Linked DNA regions of Homo sapiens: region 1 is linked to region 2. A link is an interaction called in ENCODE POLR2A ChIA-PET data of the cell type or tissue named here. Cell type or tissue: PC-9. All regions are shown on one strand.

Evidence for each region. ChIA-PET counts read pairs that join two places held together with the same protein. Peaks named below come from ENCODE experiments on the same cell type or tissue, not always from the same donor. Only the 100,000 strongest peaks of a DNase experiment are listed, where the experiment ranks them.
Region 1: POLR2A ChIA-PET joins it to region 2 with 9 read pairs; 1 of 35 experiments calls an interaction of 5 or more read pairs at or near these places.

What each region holds. Positions count from the first base shown.
Region 1 is chr2:201,220,509-201,224,508 of GRCh38, reverse strand. It overlaps CASP10 (caspase 10), which reads right to left. Exons shown (of 10, transcript NM_032977.4): 10 at 2,844-4,000. Among named protein-coding and RNA genes, the nearest start is that of CASP8, 38 kb to the left of the region's middle. RefSeq lists an enhancer at 988-1,257. In PC-9, no CTCF peak of the experiment used is centred here; no DNase peak of the experiment used is centred here; H3K27ac peaks cover 427 bases.
Region 2 is chr2:201,599,353-201,603,352 of GRCh38, reverse strand. It overlaps CATSPERT (catsper channel auxiliary subunit tau), which reads left to right. Exons shown (of 16, transcript NM_001168221.2): 3 at 78-129; 4 at 1,469-1,614. Among named protein-coding and RNA genes, the nearest start is that of CATSPERT, 18 kb to the left of the region's middle. In PC-9, no CTCF peak of the experiment used is centred here; a DNase peak (open chromatin) is centred at 2,242.

The sequences.
Region 1 (4,000 bases), 380 kb after region 2:
ATATCTTTATAAAAATATTACCTACTCAAAATTACTTAAAAAGTAAAAATTAGTACAATTTAAAATTTTTAATTTAAAAATCTTTTCATAAAAATTCAGATTTGCAAAAGTTATGTTAGGAAATAAACAGTTGTTTGCATTGCCAAATAAGTAAATCTTTAAACACAGAATTTCCTCTAGTGCTTTTTAAAAGGGATTTCATTTTTTTTCTAATGTATTAAGAGTTCCATTTTTTTTTGGCCAGGCACGGTGGCTCACGCTTGTAATCCCAGCACTTTGGAAGGCCAAGGCGGGCGGATCACGAGGTCAGGAGATTGAGACCATCCTGGCTAACATGGTGAAACCCTGTCTCTACTAAAAATATAAAAAATTAGCTGGGCGTGGTAGCGGGCGCCCATAGTCCCAGCTACTCGGGAGGCTGAGGCAGGAGAATGGCATGAACCTGGGAGGCAGAGCTTGCAGTGAGCCAAGATCGAGCCACTGCACTCCAGCCTGGGCAACATAGCAAGACTCCGTCTCAAAAAAAAAAAAAAAGAAAAGAGTTCCATTTTTAAAAAACACCTGCCTGTAGCCCCAGCTGCCACTCAGGAGGTTCAGGTGGGAGGATCAGTTGAGCACAGGAGGCAGAGGCTGCAGTTAGCCAAGATGATATCACTGTACTCCAGCCTGGGTGACACAGTGAGACTCTGTCTCAAACAAAACAAAACTAAACTAAATTTAAAAATTTGGTTCCTATTCAAAATTCAAAGATACAAATGTGTTGTTACATTCTTATCACATCCTTAAGAGCAAACTGCAGACTTCCAACAAAACTGAAACCCTAACAGAAAAAAGTTAAAAGATTTGTCACATACAACGCAAATCTCACCAGAGGACAGTTACAGTTGTTTGGTATGGCTCCGGAGTTTAGAATGAAAATGAGTGGTTTTAAATAGTTTCTAAGAAGGCAGAAACAGAGAACAGAGAAGAGAACACTTAAAGCTGTCCAAAAGTGAAACCAGGTGGCTTGGAGGGACAGGGCAGCAAATCCAGAGATACAAAGAATTGCAAATCCTCCAGAAATGGCTTCGAGGCTTCAGTAAGTCACTTAGCACTTTGAGGGCTGGACTGCAGGGTCATTGGGGTCCTTTCAAGCTCCCAAATCCATCCCCCACTTGTGGTGAGTTCCCTCTGCTAGAAGGGTTCAGCAGAGGTGAGGGACGGTGGAGGAGGAGTCTGTTACAGAATGAGAGGTTGGAGTGAAGCAAGCTTCAAACAGATTAACCACTGGCACCTGAAGACCTCCAGCTACAGACGCCCATCCACACTACATTAAAAGGTCCAAGATAAAGTTCATCCCTTTCTGTAGGCAGGCCCCAGAACATGAGCTGTCATTGTGTGGCAGTACTCAAATATGAAGCAGTCGCCCCAAAGAGCCAGGACACACCTCTGTGAAGTTTTAAAGATTATCACCAAAAAGAATTAAAGCACTTAAAAATGAAGGTGGAGAGCTCAGAGTCTCTGAGAACAAATTTACAAACACCTAAGGGCCCAAGAATTCCAGGTTGAGAACAAATTGACCAGATCACTCAGAAAGCATCAGATCTGGAAGGTTCTGTGAATCATGTATGGCACAAAAATTACCTGTATGAGGTAAACTTCTAGTTTAGTTTACCTCCGTGGAGATTTGATCATTATTGATTAAGGGTTGCTATTTGGCAACCTTAACCATTGTGTTATACCAGTCACTGGGTCGGTACCACAGCGTACCAGATGCTTATATGTTTTACACCGCCTGGGCATAGGTGGAATAGAATGCCTTGCTAAGGGTAAGCCCCATGATATCCAACCTGCCCAACACCATTGTGAATCCCTGAAGCAGAGGCCAGTAGGTGCTATGACTCTAATAAAAATAAACACCAGTAGTTAAATAACTGTCACATTTGTAATAACAATTTATCAAATGTCTTCATGTCTTTAATTTTGTTTGGCAGTATCCAAACTTTTATGAAAGAAAGAATGAATGAGGCCAGACACAATGGTTCATTCCATTGGGAGGCCAAAGTGGGCAGATCACTTGAGGTCAGGAGTTCGAGACCAGCCTGGCCAAAATGGCAAAACCCTGTTTCTACTAGAAATATGAAAATTAGCCAGGCATGGTGGTGCACACCTGTAATCCCAGCTACTCAGGAGGCGGAGGCAGGAGAATCGCTTGAACCCAGGAGACGAAGGTTGCAGTAAGCCAAGATCACACCACTACACTCTAGCCTGGGTGAGAGAGCGAGACTTTGTCAAAAAAAAAAAAAAAAGAATGAATAAAAGAGAGGAAGGGGAAAGAGAGAAACATTTAATTACAGCTCTTGTAGGTGAGTACAACTAGGCAAAATATACATGAACCTCACTCAATCTACCTATTCCCCTCATAAACATCTTGGCATACAATGACTATCACCACTGTCAAATAGCTGTGATCAAATCACCTGTTATTCCTGAACTCAAAATTCACGCAGACATGCACACACAAATACAGACAAGCATAATGTTTCACGAAATCTTGGAGGGCACACTCTACCAACTGTGTACCCCTCCTACGGAGGAGGAATGAGCCAAGGATGACTATGTTCTGATGTCTGGGTAGATCCACGACTCACAGCTGTAAACGTCCAGGGACCTCCGAAGTGCTTGCTGAAGGCCCCTAAAAACAACGTTTCCTGATTCTAGAATTTAACCTTGCACAAGCACTAAGTTCTAGCAAAACAGAAATATGAAATACACCAGAGGCCCAAAACTTAAACATCAAACCCCAAATGCTCCTGATGAAGGAGGTTTCACTCGCGTCCTTGTGAAGAGACAACCAAACAGGCTTTGTGTGAGCAATAAAGCTTTTTAATCACCTGGGTGCAGGTGGGCTGAGTCCGAAAAGAAAGTCAGTGAAGGGAGATAGGGGTGGGGCCGTTTTATAGGATTTGGGTAAGTAGTGGAAAATTACAGTCAAAGGGGGTTGTTCTCTGGCTGGCAGGGATGGGGGTCACAAGGTGCTCACTGGGGGAGCTTTTGAGCCAGGATGAGCCAGGAGAAGGAATTTCACAAGGTAATGTCATCAGTTAAGGCAGGAACAGGCCATTTTCACTTCTTTTGTGATTCTTCAGTTACTTCAGGCCATCTGGATATATATGTGCAGGTCACAAGGGATATGATGGCTTAGCTTGGGCTCAGAGGCCTGACAGGAGGTTTTATCAACAGCATTTTGTCCAACTGAACTCAGAGTCAAGAGCTGGCCTTCTGCTGCGGTAGACATCACGAACCAGTGAGGGAAGAATTAGATCTTACTCAGAGTATGTCAGGGGTAATGCTAGTGCTGAGTTGCCGCTAATAAAGTCAGCTGGAATTACGCACAAAGGAACTTAAGTCCTGCTATTTCTGTTGCAGTTACAACCGGAAGACCCTACCACCTAAAGGCATTTATATGCACCTCAGCACAGTTAGATTTAAATAGATGCACACATAGGACACATTCTTTTTCGTCTTCCCAACAGCTAATGTTTTCTCTACTTTACAGACAAGGCTGAAAAAAGCTAGCTTGATTTAGTTAGTGTCTCTGAGCAAAGGAATCAGGACAAAATGGAAATGCAGGGCTTTGATCTCCAGATCCTTTGCTCTTTCCTCAGTATCTCACCATCCTTCACTTGCCTTCACATGTCAGTTCTGCCAACTGGACAAGGACTGTGACCACTAGCTTTTGGCCCTGACTGTTATGAACACGGTTTTGGGAGATCATCCTGACACATGTGTAAGAATTAAAGAAAGAGGAAAGAAACATGAAAGGTGGCTTGACAGCCAAGGACAGGTTTATTTTAGAGAAAACAAATTTGAAAGGGGCTTCTGGCCGAGTTAGGTCAGAGCCCACTCACTTACAGACTAAGAGTTTTTAAGGATTTAGGGTGGGAGAGTTTATCAGAGGCTTGGATTGCTTCTATGTCTCTTTGCTGTGCTTATCTGGGAGGGAGAGTTGTGTGTCCGT
Region 2 (4,000 bases):
GAGCTCAGTGTAAAGTGAAAGAACAGTTAACTTTTTAAATGCATTCACTGTCTGTGTTTTTGTTTTGATTGTTGTAGGTTGGCTGCCTGGGCATTCATATAAAGAACTGCAGACATTTTATGCCTAAGAGTATCCTTTCTTTTGATTTAAGAATCATAGTAATTATATCTCACTGTTTCAGTTATCCATTGCTGCATTACAAACCATTCCAAAACTTAGTGGCTTAACACATTGACCATTTTATCATCAATCACTACTGTTCATTCACTATTTGCTTCTTCTGCTTCATGATATAAAAGCTTGGGCTGTTGTCTGACAGTTCAAAAGGGCTAGAATATCTGAAGTGGCCCATTTACATGTCTAGTTGCTTTAGTGGGGATGCATGGAAGGCTAGACTTAGCAGGGATGCTGAAATGGTTGGATCTCTCTCTCTTTCCCTAAGTCCTATCATGTTTTATCCCCCTTTATTAATTTTAATTTAAAAATATATCACAGTAATATATTATTTATCTTGATTACTAGTTGTTGGTGTCCCCTTAAATTTTGTGCTCTAGTTGAGTGCCTTTTTGGCTTACTAGTCCCAACCCTAGTCACATTCCATTACATTTTATTGGTTAATGTAATCATAGAGCCAGCCCAGATTTAGTGGCAGGGGAAATAAAGTGGACTTTTTGATGTGAGAGTAACAAAAGCTTTTCAGCCATCTGTAATCACCTCAATCACCATATAAATGAAAGGAAAAATATATATCTTCTTGTATGATAATGCTAATTTATTTGTAAGTAATGTGTGCTTCCTTTAAACATTTTTAAAAGGATTTAATTTATATTGGTGCTTTTAAACAAGCTGAGTGCTTATTTTTAGATTTATCACAGCATAAAACCAGCCTCATTATGGAGATTTGATGTTTCTTTTTTATATAAAGAGAATTTTGGAAAATAATTCTGTATAATGAGATTTTTGAAGATAGTTAAATCTTGAAACAAAATTGTTTTACTCTGTAGCATTCTATGAAAGATACAATACAGACCAATATAGTATAAATGAACTATATTCTTAAGTGAATTAGAGTAGAACACTTTTTGTCTCAAAATTAAAAATAGGTTAATCTGATATATTTTTAAATATTTTGAATTTCTACATAATTTTCCTTAGGAAAAATTTCAACTATATATTGCATATACTTAGTCACCTTGAAATTAATACATAGCAAAACTTGCAAAGGAATTTTGTTGGAAATGTGAGGTTAAAAATATAAGGGATGTAAGGAAGAATCAACCTTCTTTTACTTATATTGTGTCCACCAGTGATGGGCAAAAATACTATTTTAGAATACTTTTTTTCTATTGTTTAATGCTACATGATTGATTCTTAGGTTTTGGTCTGAATCGTTTAATGTATTAATTTTATAATGTATTATTGTTCAATTACAACAAAATTTATTTCCTGAATATCATTCTATTTTCAGTCAGTTTACAACATTATGCTAATTTATTCATTCGCATCTCTATAAACAAAGCTGTGAAATGTACAAAAATGTGTAGCTTGCTATCCAAAAACGATGAGAAGAACACTGTAATTAAGTTCGATGAAGTGAAGTATTTTTCTGTACAGGTAATGTTAATATCTCTTCTAGATATTAGAATGGCTCCTTATAGTTCCAAATATTCTACCCTAATTCTGTCTTTTTATAAAAATGAGTAGAAAAGAAACAAAAGCAGTAAGTGCCTTTTTATTTGGTATCTTACAGTATTCTATTTCTATACCATGGGCTATAGTGGTGTTTTAAAAAAAGAAACAATTTTACTGCGAAATGCATAATCTTAGTAGATTTCTTTCCTGAGATGTTACTGTCTGTGGTTTCCAGTATTCATTCTGCATGTATTTATCTCTATCTTGCTCTTCTCTTCCCATCTACTGTCTTCCACCTTAGAGTTTTTCCCATCTCCTTTCCCATTCCTTTTCTTCTATCCTGTATTCCCCTTTGTCTCTAATTATTTTTTTAAGGATTAACTTAGTCAGTCTTTATTACAACCCACACACACACACACACACACACACACACACACACACACACACTATCATCCTTATTTTACGGATGAAGAAACTGAGGCACTCTGTGGTTAAGGACCTTTCTTAAGGTCATAGAGCTGGTAAGTGGTAAGTGGTTGAGCTGGGAATGTGGGCAGTCTGGTTTCAGACCACACTTCATTAAACTGCCTCACACACCGGCACTTACTATGTTTCTGTTTACAGTTAGGCTTATTAGAATCTTAAATGTATCTTAAAACTTTTTAAAAAATGGCTGGGCGCAGTGACTCACACCTGCAATCCCAGCACTTTGGGAGGCTGAAGTGGGCAGATTACTTGATGTCAGCAGTTTGAGACCAGCCTGACCAACATGGTGAAACACTCTCTACTAAAAATACAAAAATTAGCCAGGCATGGTGGTGCACACCAGTAATCCCAGCTACTCGGGAGGCTGAGGCAGGAGAATCCCTTGAACCCAGGAGGTGGAGGTTGCAGTGAGTTGAGATCATGCCATCGCACTCCAGCCTGGGCAACAAAGCTGGACTCTGTCTCAAAAAAAAAAAAAAGAATGACATTATTCCATACAGCTGCAGGATTCATCGATTTGTCCAATTATTTATTACATTAGTTGAATTTTAGGGAAATCCTAAAGCCTTTTCTCCTCTATGCTCCATATTATTTTTCAGACTTTATCTGTTTAAGTGTTGAGTAGTGAAGACAGTTTTTTATTTTTTTTATTATACTTTAAGTTCTAGGGTACATGTGCACAACATGTAGGTTTGTTACATAGGTATATATGTGCCATGTTGGCTTGCTGCACCTGTCAAGTCATCATTTACATTAGGTATTTCTCCTAATGCTATCCCTTCCCCAGCCCTCCAGCCCCCTACAGGCCCTGGTGTGTGATGTTCCCCACCCTGTGTCCATGTGTTCTCATTGTTCAATTCCCACCTATGAGTGAGAATATGCGGTGTTTGTTTTTCTGTCCTTGTGATAGTTTGCTAAGAATGATGGTTTCCAGCTTCATCCATGTCCCTGCAAAGGACATGAACTCATCCTTTTTTATGGCTGCATAGTATTCCATGGTGTATATGTGCCACATTTTCTTAATCCAGTCTGTCATTGATGGACATTTGGGTTGGTTCCAAGTCTTTGCTATTGTGAAAAGTGCCACAATAAACATACGTGTGTATGTGTCTTTATAGTAGCATGATTTATAATCCTTTGGGTATATGCCCAGTAATGGGATCGCTGGGTTAAATGGTATTTCTAGTTCTAGATCCTTGAGGAATCGCCACACTGTGAAGACAGTTTTTTAAGCATAGGTTTTTGTTGTTGTTGTTGTTTGTTTGTTTGTTTTAAGCAATGAAAAAACAAGGAATAGTTTTGCTGGAGGCAACACATACTGTTTGTTTTACTCTGCAAATAGTTTTTCCTAAGCTTCATTGGCAAATTCTCAAGAATTTGGGGGATATATGTCCATTTAAATAAAATTTGAAACATTAATACTTGAAAATAATGTAAAGTATATAGTAAGGTGTTTATCTTCATTAGCATAATCAAAATCTGTTTCCTGTATTTATTTAAATAGGTACTGTTAGTTTGAGCACATTAAAAGGACAGTTTTAATGGAACTCTAATAGAAAGTTTGAGAATGACTTAATAATTACACAGAAAATTGGACAAGCAAACAAAGAAACATAAAAAAGCAAGACACATGTTAACTACAGGGAAATTAAAAATGATACAGGAAAGGAAATATAATTATTGTAATATATTGTTAAACTCTGACAGTTACACATATAAACTAATATAAACACTAACAATCTAACAAAAATGTATGTTATAGAATATATTGGAGGAATGGCGAGAAGTATGAAAACTGTCAGGGGAGAATTGAGAGATAATATTTTTCTTCCACAATATGCAGTTAGTAGTTAGTATTTCAAACTAAAAAAAAATCAATGAA